Linked DNA regions of Homo sapiens: region 2 is linked to region 1. Evidence: read pairs that join two places in POLR2A ChIA-PET (ENCODE). Cell type or tissue: Panc1. All regions are shown on one strand. Each heading gives the region's core, and the rest is flanking DNA. Links, peaks and the distances in the headings are about the cores only. Region 1 overlaps ANKRD44 (ankyrin repeat domain 44). Region 2 has its middle 33 kb from the start of ANKRD44-DT.

What was found. ChIA-PET counts read pairs that join two places held together with the same protein. Peaks named below come from ENCODE experiments on the same cell type or tissue, not always from the same donor. Only the 100,000 strongest peaks of a DNase experiment are listed, where the experiment ranks them.
Region 2: POLR2A ChIA-PET joins it to region 1 with 5 read pairs; 5 of 35 experiments call an interaction of 5 or more read pairs at or near these places.

Annotation. Positions count from the first base shown.
Region 1 is chr2:197,283,233-197,291,538 of GRCh38, forward strand. All of the region lies in intron 1 of ANKRD44 (ankyrin repeat domain 44), which reads right to left. The region is part of intron 5 of ANKRD44-IT1 (ANKRD44 intronic transcript 1); the gene reads right to left. Among named protein-coding and RNA genes, the nearest start is that of ANKRD44-IT1, 15 kb to the right of the region's middle. In Panc1, for the core only: no CTCF peak of the experiment used is centred there; a DNase peak (open chromatin) is centred at 4,249; H3K4me3 peaks cover 1,009 bases; H3K27ac peaks cover 2,259 bases.
Region 2 is chr2:197,339,498-197,347,803 of GRCh38, forward strand. No RefSeq gene overlaps it. Among named protein-coding and RNA genes, the nearest start is that of ANKRD44-DT, 33 kb to the left of the region's middle. In Panc1, for the core only: no CTCF peak of the experiment used is centred there; no DNase peak of the experiment used is centred there.

The DNA of each region.
Region 1 (8,306 bases), core at 2,897-5,396:
ACTGTACTGGTTATATTTTATTATAGCAAAACCTATTAAATTTTTTAAAGCCCATTATGATAAAATCCCCTAGGGACAAACAAAATGGAATGTAATTCATTTTTCAACCAATAAATATTTATTGAGTTCTATTAACCTTCATGCCAGTCTCTCGGCAGAGCCCCTGGATACATCTTTTAATACCTGCTCTACTGAAATCTCAGTATGAATCTCCATATAAAGCAATTTCCATATAAAGCAATTCCATAAGTTTCTATATAAAGCAATTCAAGTAAAAAATAGTGAAACAAATGCCAGCATGTCTCTTTAATTATGGTAAATATTTAATGTTTCCTTATAAAATAATTACAGCCTTAATAGAAACAAAACTGTTGAAAGTGTACCTGGATGACAATAATGGTTAAATATACACTTCAATAATTTAAAGTGATGAGTTGTTTTTTTTTCACAAAAGTTTAAGGTGGTAATGAAATCATTGGAATCCCTTTTACCAAAGTGAATTTTAAAAATTACATTTTCCCTCTTGCAATCATGTTTGTAGCATAAAGAAGCAATAAATGGGGGCAGGGAGTAAAGCTTGGGAACTATTCTATGTTAGGCTTGAGTAGTCTAGCGCAATGTCTGATAAAGGAGGGGTTTGAATTTTGGTATGGAAGGCTTTCTAACACTGCATTATTTTAAAGAATAGCTCAGTGATATCAGTATTCAGTTACTTAACTAGGCACGAGGTACCAGATACAGAGAGATTGTGTAGAAGAATGAACACTGTTAACTACTGTCTCCTCTCCCCGTTTGCTGGATCTATCTATGAATAGGGTGCTGACCTCTAATTTACTGAAATAAAAGGAACATTGTTCCTGGAAATATTTATGAGGCATATTGCATCTTCTCCACGTTATGGATAAGATGGAAAGACATCTATACCTATTGACATTAATAGACAGAACTCACTTTAGTGAAATCCACTTGCAAAGAACATTGAAGAACTGCACAAGGAGATGAAGAAATGAGGGTCACTCCCGCCTCTGGCAGGCTAACAGGATTTCTCTGGGTATTCGCTGCATTCCCTATCATCCCTCAGGACATTCATGTTCTATGACCAGGTCCAAGTTGCCTCACCATGAAAATCAAACAATGGAGGCCTTTTCCCAATTCTTAGAAGGAAAAAAACTACTTAAATGTGACATATACTCTTTTTCCCATTAATTTCTCCAAACCCTAGCACATACCACCACATGGTCAAACAAGAACTCACGGCAACAGAGAGTCAAACACACACACACACACACACACACACACACACACACACATAATTTGTGTGTTTAAACAAAATTCTAGAAATATGACTCATTAAAATTTTTACATTATTAGAGCCAGGCGTGGTGGCTCATGCCTATAATCCCAAAACTCTGGAAGGCCTAGGTGGGTGGATCACTTGAGGCCAGGAGTTCGAGACCAGCCTGGCCAACATGGTGAAACCCCGTCTCTACTAAAAATACAAAAATTAGCCAGGTGTGGTGGTGTGCACCTGTAATCCTAGCTACTGGGGAGGCTGAGGCACAAGAATTGCCTTAACCCGGGAGGCAGAGGTTACAGTGGGCCGAGATTACACCACTGTACCCCAGCCTGGGCAACAGAGCAAGACTCCATCTCAAAAAAAAAAAAATTAAATTTTTTTTTACATTATTCAATGTTAAGATACGAAGAGCTTCACTACTTACAATAGAAATATATCTTCTGCTTGTTAAGATAATAGAAAGAGTGATAGCCCTCTCTCAGATGGCAGAAACAGTCATAGCCCAATTTTGTGGCACTCTAGAAGGCTCCCTAAAAGATGTTCCCTTTGAGCAAGTTTAAGTATCACCCACTAGTCTCTACTTGAATCCCTCAGCCCACCCACATCACATTCTGCAGGAAGTGATGAAAAGTCAGGGAGTTTAGGTTATGTAAGGCCTGTGGACCCATTGAGCCAAACTGCAAAATGTGCATCAGTGAGCTCCACAACCTCCCCAGCCCCAACCCACTGCAGGAAAGTGTCTGGGGATGGGGCAGCCAAGAGTTAGTCACTGGAACATGTCTGATGCTATAAAATGCTACCTGTGATACCCAGATCCCAGGTTCTTTTCTTCTGGGTTCTGATCAAAACACAGTAGCCTGCCTGCGATGGAGCAACTAGAGGAAACAGGTTCCAGGTGTGGGAAGCCATGGGTTAAAAGGCAACTTGCCAAACTATGGGAAATATTCTAGTTGACGCTGAAGCCTTAATGCTTGACTCTAATGGAGGAGTCACTCCATTTTCTCATAAAAATGCTAAGTAGATTTCTGCTTTCTCAAGAAGCTAAATCCTTTTGTGGCTTTATGACTTACTCCTACAACCAAGAGCTTCTTAAGCTATTAACAGCCAAGTGTCACAGCCTTAAAGATTTGCACCGTTTGCTCATCTCAGGCATGCCCCCAGTCACAAATTCCTGCAAAATAAACCTTGGTTGGACAGATTGCAGAAAAACAAAAAGGAAAGAAAACATAAAACCTCATTATGGTTGACAAAGAACCTGTACAAAGCTTAAAGAGATCAATAAAATGATATAGGGTCAGATTCTGAAAAAAAAGAACAGATTTCACTATATGGTCACCTCTGGGAACCCTCTGACAAAATCAGAATCAGGCCTTCCAGTTTGATTGCTAAGTGCCCAGTGGCAGTAATTCAACCATTCCATCTCTCACACAAAATGCCTGAGCCCCAGAGCTAACTCTGGGTGAGTCTGACAATGGTACCACCCAATTTATAAAGTAAAGAGACAAGCTGGCCAATTTGGCACAAGGAAGAAAGCCTTTCCATTTGACCATTGCAGCTGGTGGGCCAGTGTAGTCATTTGCTGCTCTATAAGGGTCCCCCATGACACTATTAAGGCATATTACCCTTTCCAAACATCTTTTGCTTCAAAAGATTCCAGTCCCACTCTGCAATAAAACTGAGCATATTTCTATTTAAATTAACTGTCTCAATTTGAAAGCAATTTGGTTTTATTTAATTCAAAGATTTCCCTAAATGCTATCAAAATAGCAACCAAAATTGGCTTTCAAATTCTTTAAAGAGTATCTAAGGACAGAAAGAATTTTTTACCTACTTCTTCTACTTTTTTTTTTCTTTTTTTTTTAAGAGACAGGGCTTTGCCCTGTCACCCAGGCTGAAGTGCAGTAGCAAGATCATATCTCACTGCAGCCTCAATCTCCTGGGCCCAATTGATCCTCCTGTCTCAGCCTCCCCAGTAGCTAGGACTACAAGGACGCCACAATGTCTGGCTAATTTTTTTTTTAATTTTTTGTAGAGATGGGGGTCTCGCTATGTTGTCCAGGCTGGTCCTGAACTCATGACCTCAAGTGATCCTCTCACCTGGGCCTCCCAAATACCTTTTTAAATGCTTCTCTTTACTTCTCCCAGGAATATTAACTTAATTTTTAATGTAATTTTTTTTTGCTTATGAAACTGTACGAATTGGTTTCTATTCAAACTGTCGAAAAATATGTACCTTTGGTAAGCATGAAAAAAGGCCACAGAATGAAAAATCTCTAAGATCCCTTACAGTTTCAAAATTCCTTTATCCTGCTAGATCCCTTTTTAAAAGAATTTATCCAACGGTATAACATTCTGGAAAAGATAAAACTACGGAGATAGAAAAAGGATCAGTGGTTGCCAGGGGTTAGGGGGTAAGCAGGCATGAGCAGGCAGAGCATGCAGGATTTTCAGGGCAGTGAAACTACTCCGTATGGCCCTATAATGGTGGATACATGTCATTATACATTTGTCAAAACCCACAGAACGTACAACACCAAGAGTGAACCCTGTCAACTATGGACTTTGGGTGATGATGTGTCAATGCAGGTTCATCGATGGTAACAAATGTACCACTCTAGTGGGGATGGTGACAGTGGGAGAGGCTGGTTGTGGGGACAGGGGTATATGGAACTCTCTGTACTTTCTGCTCAATTTTGCTGTGAACATAAAATTGCCCTAAAAATTAAAGTCTATTTTTTAAAAAAGTATACCTTCTAGATGTTCTAAATAATATCATGTATCCTCCAACTGATTAAAAAAAATGGGTAAAAGTATGAAGGAAGAGATTAATTCTCCTGCAGCCAGAAAAGAAAAGTGTAAGAAAAAGCTGCTGCACTGTAGGAGCTGCCTTGTGACGTCACAGAATACTTGGCAGAGAGGACGTGTGTTTCTGTTTGTTCTAGAGATGAGCAAGAGAGGAACAAGCAACACTAGTCATCAGACTAGTATTCTCTCCAAAGAACCGTTTTTAATGCTGTTGAACACTACACAGAAAAGCCAAACAAATCCATTCAACACACAGACAACCACACATCATTGTGAAGTTTATATCTAGATCTTTTACCCTGTTTTTTGTAAAGTAACTGCTGAGATATAATACCTATTTTCTATTTAGGAGATCTGGGGACTTCTTAGCTAATTCAGGAATTAGCAAACCAAAGTAGACACGCGCTGGGTACGGTAGCTCACGCCTGTAATCCTAGCACTTTGGGAGGCCGAGGCGGGCATATCACTTGAGGTCAGGAGTTCAAGACCAGCCTGGCCAACATGGTGAAACCCTGTCCCTCCTAAAAATACAAAAATTAGCCCGGTGTGGTGGCACACACCTGTAGTCCCAGCCACTTGGGAGGCTGAGGCCAGAGAACCACTTGAACCCGGGAGGCAGAGGTTGCAGTGGGCCGAGATCACATCATTGCACTCCAGCCTGGGTGACAGAGTGAGACTCAGTCTCAAAAAAAAAAAAAAAAAGAAAAAGAAAGAAAAGAAAAAAAGATATCTGATGTACTCCCTCAAGACCAAAAATTTAGGGTTTGCCCAAAAATCAGTTATAAAAGGAGGATCTGGGTCTTTAGATATGAGAAATTAGCTTTCAAATACCATGATATTCTAAGCAAATGTTCAAATCCAATGAGAAACACTGTTACTTACATCCAGCTATTCAACCAGTTGCACAGAGTGGAATATAAGGAAAAGCACATAGAAACTTCATTCACTACATCTGAGAGGAAACTTCATGGGCGGTATATAAAGTTTCACAGATGCTGGTGAGGATGCAGAGAAAAGGAAACTCTTATATGCTGTTGTTGGGAATGTATACAACCTCCATACAACCACTATGGAGAACAGCATGGCAATCTCTCAAAGAAAAAAACACATATAAATAACTTCTATATGACCTAGCAATCCCACTGTTGGGCATCAGTCCAAAGGAAAAGAAACCACTATGTAAAAGGGATAGCTGCACATGCAAGTTTATCACAGCACTATTCACAAGAGCAAAGTTATGGAATCTAAGTGTCCATCAACAGATGAATGGATAAAGAAAATGTGATATATATATATACACATACACACGTGATATATATATATACACATATACACACACATATACACATACACACACACACACCATGGAATACTATTCAGCCGTAAAAAACAATGAAATCATGTCACTTGCAGCAACATGGATAAAACTGGAGGTCATAATGTTAAGTAAAATAAGCCAGGCACAGAAAGACAAATACCATATGTTCTCATTCACATATGGGAGCTAAAAAACTTGAAATCATGGACCCAGAGGATAGAATAACAGATACCAGAGGCTGAGAAGGATAAGTGGGTGGGAGGAGGATATGAAGAGAGGTTGGTTAATGGGTACTAACATACAGTTTAGGTAGAAGAAATAAATTGTAAGTCTGGTAGCAGACTAGGGTAATTATACCTAGCAACAATATTTTGTATATTTCAAAGTAACTAGAAGAGAGGCTCTAAGTGATACCAACGTATAGAAATGATAAATACTCAAAGTGATGAATACCCCCAAATACACTGGTTTGGTCATTACACATCCTATGTATGTCTCACTCATATAGACTCCATAAATATGTAAAATATTATGTATCAGTAAAGAAAAAATACCAAAAAACTCACAAACATTACTACATAAATATTAGTATAGCTAAAATTTAAAAGACTGCTAATTCCAAGTGTTGACAAGGATGTGGAGAAACTAACCCATATGTATTGTTGGGGGAGTGTGAAATGGTACGACCACTTTGAAAAACAGTTTGTCAGTTTCTTATAAACATGCACTTATCAGGTATTATACAAGAGAAATTTCTTTATGTTTAAAGAAAAGACTTGCACATAATTATTCATAATAGATAAATGTGGGTACAACCCAAATTTCCATCAACAGATGAATGGATGAAAAATTATGGTATAGCCAGACATTGGAACACTATTTAGCAATAAGAAAGATTTTATCTCCTTATACACAAAACATGAACGAATCTCAAAATCCTTATGCTGAGCAAAAGAAGCCAGAAACTAAAGAGGACAAACTGTATGATTCCATTTGTGTGAAATTCATCTGTAGTAACAGACAGCAGATCAGTATTTGCCTAGGATGTAAAGTAGGGAAGACAAAGAAGCAGAATAGAACTCTTTGGGGGTGATAGAATCATTCCATATCTTGATTATGGGGGTGATTACACAGGTAACTTTTGTCAAAACACATCTACATGTCATTAAAGTGGATGCATGCCATTTCATGTAAACTATCCACAATATGGTCAATTTTTCTCTTTTTTTTTTTTTTGAGACGGAGTCTCTATCACCCAGGCTGAGTGCAGTGGCGTGATCTCGGCTCACTGCAACCTCCTGGGTTCAAGCAATTCTCCTAACCTCAGCCTCCCAAGTAGCTGAGATTACAGGTGCCCGCCACCACGCCTGGCTAATATTTGTATTTTAGGAGAGACGGGGTTTCACTATGTTGGCCAGGCTGGTCTCGAACTCCTGACTTCAAGTGATCTGCCCGCCTCAGCCTCCCAATAGTCTATTTTTCAAAAAGAAAAAATAAAATGAATAGGTGGGGCACTGTGGCTCATGCCTATAATCCCAGGTTGTACTAATTTACATTCCCACCAACAGTGTAAAAGTGTTTCCTTTTCACCACATCCACACCAACATCTATTGTGTTGCAACTTTTTAATTACGGCTATTCTTGCAGGAGTAAGGTGGTATCTCATTGTGGTTTTAATTTGCATTTCCCTGATGGTTAGTGATGTTGAGCATTTTTTCATATGTTTGTGGGCTGTTTGTATATCTTCTTTTGAGAAATGTCTATTCACTTCTTGATGGGATTATTTTTTTTTATTGCTGATTCACTTGAGTTTCCTGGTGTCAAAGAAAAGACCAGTTGAAAACCAGGAGATTCGAAGTCAGAACTTTTAACTCCCTCTGTATCATCCCAGCAATAAGCCATGTTCTTCACAAATACACAAACTCATTTTAAAAAGAAAGAGCCTCATCAACAGATCAAGAAATTCATTCCAAATAAGCATGCTTTACTTTGCATGTATTATTACTAATTTATCAAATTTTATATTTGTTTTGATACATTGTTAATAATCATTGGAAACTCAATCCAGAAATTTATTTAACTCTTAGCATCTCAGGATCACATTTCTATTACAAAGCATTGTAAGATAATCAGTTTTTTTGTTTGTTTGTTTTTTGTTTTTTGTTTTTGTTTTTGTTTTTGAGATGGAGTCTCAGTCCAGCCCAGGCTGGAGTGCAGTGGTGAGATCTCAGCTCACTGCAACCTCTGCAGTTTTTTTTTAATGTAGTACATTTGTGCCAGGCACAGCAGCTCGCACCTGTAATCCCAACACTTTGGGAGGCCAAGGAGGGAGGATCCCTTGAGGCCAGGAGTTTCAGACTAGCGTGGGCAACATAGGGAGACCCTGTCTGTACAAAAAAAACAAAGATTTGCCAGGCATGCTGGTGTGTACCTGTAACCCTAGCTACTTAGGAGGCTGATGTGACAGGATCACTTGAGCCCAGGAGTTCCAGGCTGCTGTAAGCTATAATCACACCACTGCACTCTAGGCTGGGTAACAGAGTGAGACCCTGTCCCTAAAAAATAAATAAGATGTGGCCAGGCGCGGTGGCTCATGCCTGTAATCCGAGCACTTTGGGAGGCCAAGGCAGGTGGATCACCTGAGGTCAGCAGTTCAAGACCAGCCTGGCCAACATGGTGAAATCCCGTCTCTGTTAAAAACACAAAAATTAGCTGGGCATGGTGGTGGGCCCCTGTAATTCCAGCTACTTGGGAGGCTGAGGCAGGAGGATCACTTGAACCCAGGAGGCGGAGGCTGCAGTGAGCTGGGATCATGCCATTGCACTCCAGCCTGGGCAACAGAGCAAGACTCCATCTCAAAAAAATAAATAATGTATAATATTTGGA
Region 2 (8,306 bases), core at 2,220-4,719, 56 kb after region 1:
AGAGGGACAAAGGCAGATTTGGAGAGCATATAAGACAGTGTGCTTTTGGTTGCACGTGACAGGACACACAAATGATAACATTTCATTATTCCATTTGGCAGTTCTAGGGTTGGTTGATGCAGTGCCATGTGACATGGGGTCTCTGGGATGGAAGAGACGCCCGGCTTTCACCCCATAGTTTCGAGATGGTTGCCACAGCTCTGGGCAATACATTCTCACACATCAATGTTCAAAGGCAGGAAGAAAGTGAGGGGGTGGCCTTTCTTCCTGCTTTTTTCTCTCTTATCAGGGAAAAAAATCATTTCCAGATACTCAACAGGTTTCCTTTTATATCTCACTGACCTGTTTGAGTCACATGTCCAGGTTCTCATTGCAAGAGAGGCTAAAACATAAAATCCAGCATTCAGCCCCTTTGGTGGAAAGAAGGCTCTGCCAACAAGGAGACCAGCTATACCAAAATGGGAGTCAGCGTCCAGGGATCAACTGGGGACAAGCTGCTGAGGACAAGTGGCAGGATTCCATCTGAGAAGAGGTGCTGACAGTGGCTCTCTACCTTCCTCTGTCTTCCATGGTCCTCACACTCTGAATTGTTCATGAGAGCAATAGGCTTTGTTGTCCTAAATTATCATTTACAGTCACACGTCGCTTAATGACTGGGATACATTCTTAGAAACATGTTGTTAGGTGATTCTGTCATTGTGCCAACATCACAGAGGATACTTGCACAAACCTAGATGGTACAGCCTACTGCACACCTAGGCTATATGGTGTAGCCTATTGCTCCTAGACTACAAACCTGTACAGCATGTTACTGTAGGCAATTGTAACACAGTAGGCAATTGTAACACAATGGTATTTGTGTATCTAAATATATCTAAACATAGAAAAGGTGTAGTAAAAATATGGCATTATAATCTTTTTTTTTTTTTCTTGAGATGGAATCTTGCTCTGTCACCAGGCTGGAGTGCAATGGAGCGATCTCTGCTCACTGCAACCTCCACCTCCAGGGTTCAAGTGATTCTCCTGCCTCAGCCTCCCAAGTACCTGGGACTACAGGCATGCGCCACCACGCCCGGCTAATTTTTGTATTTTTACTAGAGACAGGTTTTCACCATGTTGGCCAGGATGGTCTCGATCTCTTGACCTCGTGATCCGCCCACCTTGGCCTCCCTAAGTGCTGGAATTACAGGCATGAGCCACCACACCCGGCTGGCATTATAATCTTCTGAGACCACCATCATCTATGCACTCCATTGTTGACTGAAATGTCATTATGCAGCACACGGCTGCATTTGCTTTTAAATGATATTTACACTTTCACAAACTATAAAATATCTAGGCATAGGAATATATTTATGAAAAATTTGCATTGCATAATTTTTAAATGCAAATCCAAGTTGAAAGGATGCAGAGATTTACATAAATGCAGAAACATTATATTTTTAGATTTAAAAATGAGTATAGTGAGGATGTCAATTTATCACTGCTATGGTTTCGATGTTTGTGAGCCCTCCAAAATCCATGTTGAAACATAATCCCTAGTGCAATAGTACTAAAAGGTGGTGCCTTTGGAAGGTGACTAGACCATGAGGGCTCTGCCCCATAGGCGGGACTATCACCCTTATAAAAGAGCCTGAGGAAGAGTTTGTCCCTTTGTCCTTCTGTATTTTGTCATGTGAGAACACAGTGTTCATCCTCCCAAGGTTGGGGCAACAAGGCACAGTCTTGGAAGGAGAAAGCAGGCCTCATTAAACACAGAACTTGCCAATGCCTTCATCTGGGACTTCCCAACCTCCAGAATTGTGAGAAATAAATTTCTTTTTTTTTTTTTTTTTTGAGACAGAGTCTCGCTCTTGTCGCCCAAGCTGGAGTGCAATGGCGTGATCTCGTCTCACTGCAACCTCCACCTCCCAGATTCAAGCAATTATCCTGCCTCAGCCTCCCGAGTAGCTAAGATTATGGGTGCCTGCCACCACGCCTGGCTAATTTTTGTATTTTTAGTAGAGACGGGGTTTCACCATGTTGGCAAGGCTGGTCTCGAACTCTCAACCTCAGGTAATCCACCTGCCTCGGCCTCCCAAAGTGCTGGGATTACAGGCGTGAGCCACCATACCCGACTGAGAAATAAGTTTCTAATGTTTATAAATTACCCAGTCTGTGGTATTTTGTTATAGCAGCACAAACAAAGACAATCAGAAATAAATTTATAAGTTTAACATACTACTGTTTTATTAATCTTATGGAATTTTTTGAGGGATAACGACAGGATTCAAAAATGTATCTAGAAAAATTATTGAAAATGTGGGCCAGGTGCGGTGGCTCACGCCTATAATCCCAACACTTTGGGAGGCTAAGGCAGGCGGATCACCTGAGGTCTGGAGTTCGAGACCAGCCTGGCCAACATAGTAAAACCCCATCTCTACTAAAAATAGAAAAATTAGTTGGGTGTGGTGGCACTTGCCTGTAGTACCAGCTACTCAGGAGGCTGAGGCAAGAGAATTGCTTGAACCTGCGTGGTGGAGGTTGCAGTGAGCCGAGACCGTGCCATTGAACTCCAGCCTGGGTGACAGAGCGATACTCCATCTCAAAAAAAGAAAGAAAGAGAGAGAGAAGGAAGGAAGGAAGGAAAAGAGAGAGAGAGAAAGAAAGGAAAGAAAGAAAGAGAGAGAGAGAGAAAGAAAGAAAGAAAGAAAGAAAGAAAGAAAGAAAGAAAGAAAGAAAGAAAGAAAGAAAGAAAGAAAAAAGAAAGAAAATGCCAAAGATAATTCATTAAATAATTTGGCCATGGTAGGTGCCCATAGTACTGGCCACTTAAGACGCTGAGGCAGGAGGCTCTCTTGAGCCCAGTAGTTTGAGGCCAGCCAGGGAACATAGAGAGACCCCCCATCTCCAAAAAAAAAAAGTTTTAAAAATAAAATTTTTTAAATTTGAGGGTGTTCCTACTGGAAATTGTTTCCTTTTGTGGTGATTAGTCTTTTCTGAAGTTCAGCAATTCCTTAAGTTTTACTAAAACTTTTTCTTCTGATAAATTCAAGTAAAATTAAACTCAGTATTTTTAGTGGAAAAAGATACAGTATCATCTCATTCGTAGAAAACAGCTTGATCTCTCAATTTATTGAGCAAGCCTGTGGATCGTGCTGTGTGCCACTGTGTTCCAGATGTGAGGATAAGCAGGCAACTGGACAAAAGTAAATCTCTGCCCTGTCCCTCCAGCCATCTACCCAACTATCTTCCGTCTGCTTCTGTGTACTAATAGATGTGTTCGAATGGTAGGATTGAGTTTGATTCTTCTTTTCTCTGTTATATTTCCCTGAACTACTTCACAGTAACAATAACTGTCAGGTATGTCCTCCAGAAGCAGATGCCAAGATGAAGATGAGGGTGGCGAAACTGGGGAGGTGTGGTCAAAGGGTATGAAATTTCAGTTAGGAGGAATAAGTTCAAGAGATCTATTCATGGCCGGGCGCGGTGGCTCACGCCTGTAATCCCAGCACTTTGCGGGGCCGAGGTGGGCGGATTACGAAATCAGGAGATTGAGACCATCCTGGCTCGACCACCCGGGCAGAGTGGCAGGCACCTGTAGTCCCAGCTACTTGGGAGGCTGAGGCAGGAGAATGGTGTGAACCCGGGAGGAGGAGCTTGCAGTGAGCCAAGATCGTGTCACTGCACTCTAGCCTGGGTGACAGAGCAAGATTCCGTCTCAAAAAAAAAAAAAAAAAAAAAAAGAGATCTATTCATTCTAGTTAATAACAATATACTGTCTACTTGAAAATTGTTAAGACAGCAGATTTTAAGTGTTCTAACCACAACAAAATAAGTACGTGAGATAATGTCTATGTTAATTAGCTTGATTTAGCCTCCTATTTTTTTTTTTCTTTTGAGACAGAATCTCACTCTGTCACTCAGTGTGCAATGACACAATCTCGGCTCACCGTAACCTGTGCCTCTCAGGCTCAAGCCATCCTCCCACCTCAGTCTCCTGAGTAGTTAGGACCACAGACGTGTGCCACCATCCCTGCCTAAATTTTTTTTTCCTGTTTCTCCATGTTGCCCAGGCTAGTCTTGAACTCCTGGACTCAAGTGATCCTCCCACCTTGGCCTCCCAAAGTGCTGGGATTACAGGCGTGAGCCACCACACCCAGTCAGGTTGTACTATTTTGTACACACACACACACACACACACAATTGTGAATTTTTTTAATAAGTAAATTTACAAAATTTTTAAGATGAAGATAAAGGTGTCGGAGGTTGGCTGAGGGTAGTTCCTGTGAAAAGTGAAGAGGAGAGAGAGCAGGATGAGGCAGGAAAAAGCCTTCAGATTGTAATATCTGTCTGACAACTGTGAAAGAAGAGTGGGAGGGAAGGAGGCTTGGGTAGGAAGAGTTCCAGACTGCAGTGCAGCTCTGAGGACATTTCACTTCATCAAACAGGGGCTCCACACACAGATTTCTCACAGAGGAGTCCTGTGTTAGGCAAAGATGGCCAGGACCTAGTACCCTTGCCACGCTCAGTTGTTGAGCAGGAGTTGCCTGGGAAGAGAGTGGTCTCCATTCCCATATGCCATGGCAGACCCTGAAGGTTTTGCATCTACAGGCAGTCAGTGCATTGCACTCCTCACAGCTGAAATGTGAGCTCCTTCTCAAAGTGAGATCTGAGCAGGGCCTGCATGTCTGCCACAGCAGCCACGTGAGATTTCCATTTTTAAAAGCCAGTTCCTGGCAGAGCACAGTGGCTCACGCCGGTAATCCTAGCACTTTGGGAGGCCAAGGTGGGTGGATCACTTGAGGTCAGGAGTTTGAGACCAGCCTGGCCAACATGGTAAAACCCCGTCTGTACTAAAAATACAAAAATTAGCTAGGTGTGATGCCACATGCCTGGCGTTCCAGTTACTCAGGAGGCTGAGGCAGGAGAATCACTTGAGCCCAGGAGGTGGAGGTTGCAGTGAGCCAAAAGCATACCACTGCACTCCAGCCTGGGTGAAGGGAGTGAAACCCTGCCTCAAAAAAAAAAAAAAGCCAGTTTCTTTAAAAAAATGTTGCTTGTAATCAACATATAGAGGCAAAAGAGTGGAAATTAGGTCTGTGTTATTTTCTGCTAAATTAAAGGCAAGCATCCACACTGAGGAAAACATTTGAAATAAACATGATAGGCAAATTAACAAGTTTTTAGCTAGGGAGGATTTTATATATATTGGTTTTGTTAAAAAAAAAATGGAAGGCCCAATATAGGTAAAAGATATTATTAGAAAATTCTCCAAAAAGAAAATACAAAACAAGTAGAATTGGAACAGCCTCAACCTCATCAGTAATTAAAAATAAGTAATGTTAAATAATTTTTTTCTGAAGAAATTAATAAAGGTTTAAAAAATGTTTGATACTTAGTACTTGTAAGGGTATGATGAAATAAGTTATTCTTATACATTTCTGGAGTTGGTGTAAATTGGCGATAATTTTGGACCTATTATTTTTCCGTAGAAGAATATATTCTAGGCACGGTGGCTCCAGTCTGTAAATCCCAGCACTTTGGGAGGCCAAAGGAGGGTCACTTGAGCCCAGGGGTTCCCGATCAGCTTGGGCAACATGGTGAGACTCCATCTCTACAAAAAATAAATTTAAAAAATTAGCCAGGCGCGGTGGTGCATACCTGTAGTCCCAACTACTCAGGAGGCTGAGGTCAGAGGATCGCTTGAGCCCAGGAGGTTGAGGCTTCAGCGAGCCATCATCACACCACTGTACTCCAGCCTGGGTAACAAAAAGTAGAAAAAAGCTTGGGACACAAAGATGTTATTTTAGTCAGGATTCTTGATTATGAGAAACCCAACTCAAGTGGCTTAAGCTAAAAAGGGTAAATTACATGTCACATAAGCAAACCATGGAAAGTCGGGTTTAGAACAGGCCTTGGGTTAGACTGGATGCAGAAACTCCACAGAATTAACTCATTTCCTCTCTCTCTCTCTCACACACACAAATGCACACACGCTCACACACACATTAATTTCCTCACTCTCTGAGGTGTATTGACCTTGTTCTCTCAGGACCAGAAGAAAACAAAAACAAAAGCAATGGCACCTTAACTATTAGGTACTGAAAGATTGTCATTCCAGACAATAATCCAAGTGTTTAAAAGGAGCTCATGGCCGGGCACAATGGCTCATGTCTGTAATCCCAGCACTTTGGGAGGCTGAGGTGGAAGGATCACTTGAGCTCAGGAGTTTGAGACCAGCCTGGGCAACATGGTGAAATCCCATCTCTACAAAAAATTCAAAAAATTAGCCAGGCATGGTGGTGCATGCCTGTAGTCCCAACTACTTGGGAGGCTGAGGTGGGAGGATCACCTGAGCCCAGGGGTTGAGGGTTCAGTGAGCCATCATCACACCACTGCACATCAGCCTGGGTGACAGAGTGAGATCCTGTCTCAAAAAAAAAAAAGAGCTTGCATATAGTCTCTCATATGGTGGAGAATAAGGCAAAGAAGGCAGCCATTAACTGTGAGGCCGTGCGCTTATAGCTTGTGATCCAAAGGGAATGAGACTGCTCTACTCAGCCTGAGTCACACGCACCTCACTGGCTTGTCATCATGGCCAGCTTTTCCTTGTTTGGTCTGGGTTAAATCTGTCCCCTCCTTTCAGTAACCGCTGCCTCCCAGTCTGATTTCAGATCCTCACACTGTGTACTCTCACCTGGACTGTCTATACTGGCTCCTAACAGGTCTCACAATTTCCAGAACAACCCCCACCCCCAGCCCCACATGCTATACATAGCCCCATTCATCCATCCTGCACACTGAGACCAGGGACATTCTTTTGCATCAAGTTTTTGCCGACTCCCCATTGCTTTCAGGATGAGGCCAGTATTCTTTGTCTCAGCCTACATAGCAGCACAGTCTCATTCAGATTCTCCTCCCACTATGCTCTCCTTCACATCTACAGTCCCAGCAGACACGCTGCCATCTCCCAAGCCGTCTGCGTTTTTGCACACATCATGTTTTACATGCCACTGCTGGGGCAGCCAGTTCTGGGCAGCCTGCAACCGGCTCTGAGCAAATACAACCCGAGGCCACCTTGTCCCTGTTCCACACCAGGGGCCTCCAGCCTCGTGCTCTGTGGCTTCTCTGACACCCAGAGGGTGGGATGTCCGTGAGAACCTGCTCCACTCTTAGGCAGGCACAAGTCAAAAGCCCAGGACTATTAAAGCCTACTAGACCACCCTTGACCGATAGAAGATTAGAGCTGATGGATAAATGCATTCCCCTTTTGTCCCCTGAGAGGATAGTTTTGAGACGTATTTCATAAAGCTCCTCAGAAGTCCCCCAGGACTGAACACCAGTCACCCATACCAGTGCTGGTCTCAGTGGCGAAGTCCATGTATTAGCAGCTTCTTTCCTTCTCTGCCTGACTTCCCCTGGGATTGCATTCCCAAATCATCTACCTGTTCTCAAATCTTTGCCTCAGGATCTGGTCTGGGGAGAACCCAGGCTAAGAAACTGAGATATATTCAAGCCAAAGGCTCCCCCAAAGGTCATAAACTAACCACATCGTTAAAGAAGATCCTAAGGCTGAAGAAAGAAGAAAGACCATTCAGTGAGGAAGCAACTGCCTTACTCCAATATTTATCTCTCGCTCAGATATAACTGGAGACCCAAGTAGCCAAATCTCAGAGCAGGTTTGCAGTCAAAGAAACAGGCCAGCAACCCAACTCAAACCTATTAAAATCATTGCTATCATCTTTCTTGAAAAGCATCAAGGCCAGGAAAGTGTATTTTTAACTCAAAACAAAACAATATTATAAAAATACCCTCTTTAACCTCCACCACTTCAAATATCCTCCATATGGAAAAGAACTTGCTCCCAAATCCACATTTTCTCTCCTTGACCTTCAGCTCTCAAATATAAAATTCTTTAGAAAGAAACAAACCCCTCATAGCTCTAGACTTTCCTCTCCTTTCATTTCCCCCTTTCTTCTCTCTTGTGAGTAAATCTTGGCCTTTTTTCATGAAAATACTCCAACTCATCTCTTCTTCTATGTTCTATCTATTGTCTACCATTGTTCCAAATCTGTATCAGGAAAGCCCAGAAAGCAACCTAGCAAAGGCAGAATCCACCTCAGCTCTTAGGAGAAAAGGAAAAGTGGGAGTTGCTAGACTCAGAATTCTCTTAGGGGCGGAGGGGAAGTGCAGTGGCTCACGCCTGTAATCCCAGCATTTTGGGAGGCTGAAACAGGAGGATCACTTGAGCCCAGGAGTTCGAGACTAGGCAACATAGTGAGACTCCCATCTCTATTTAAAAAAATTAAAAATTAACCAGGCAT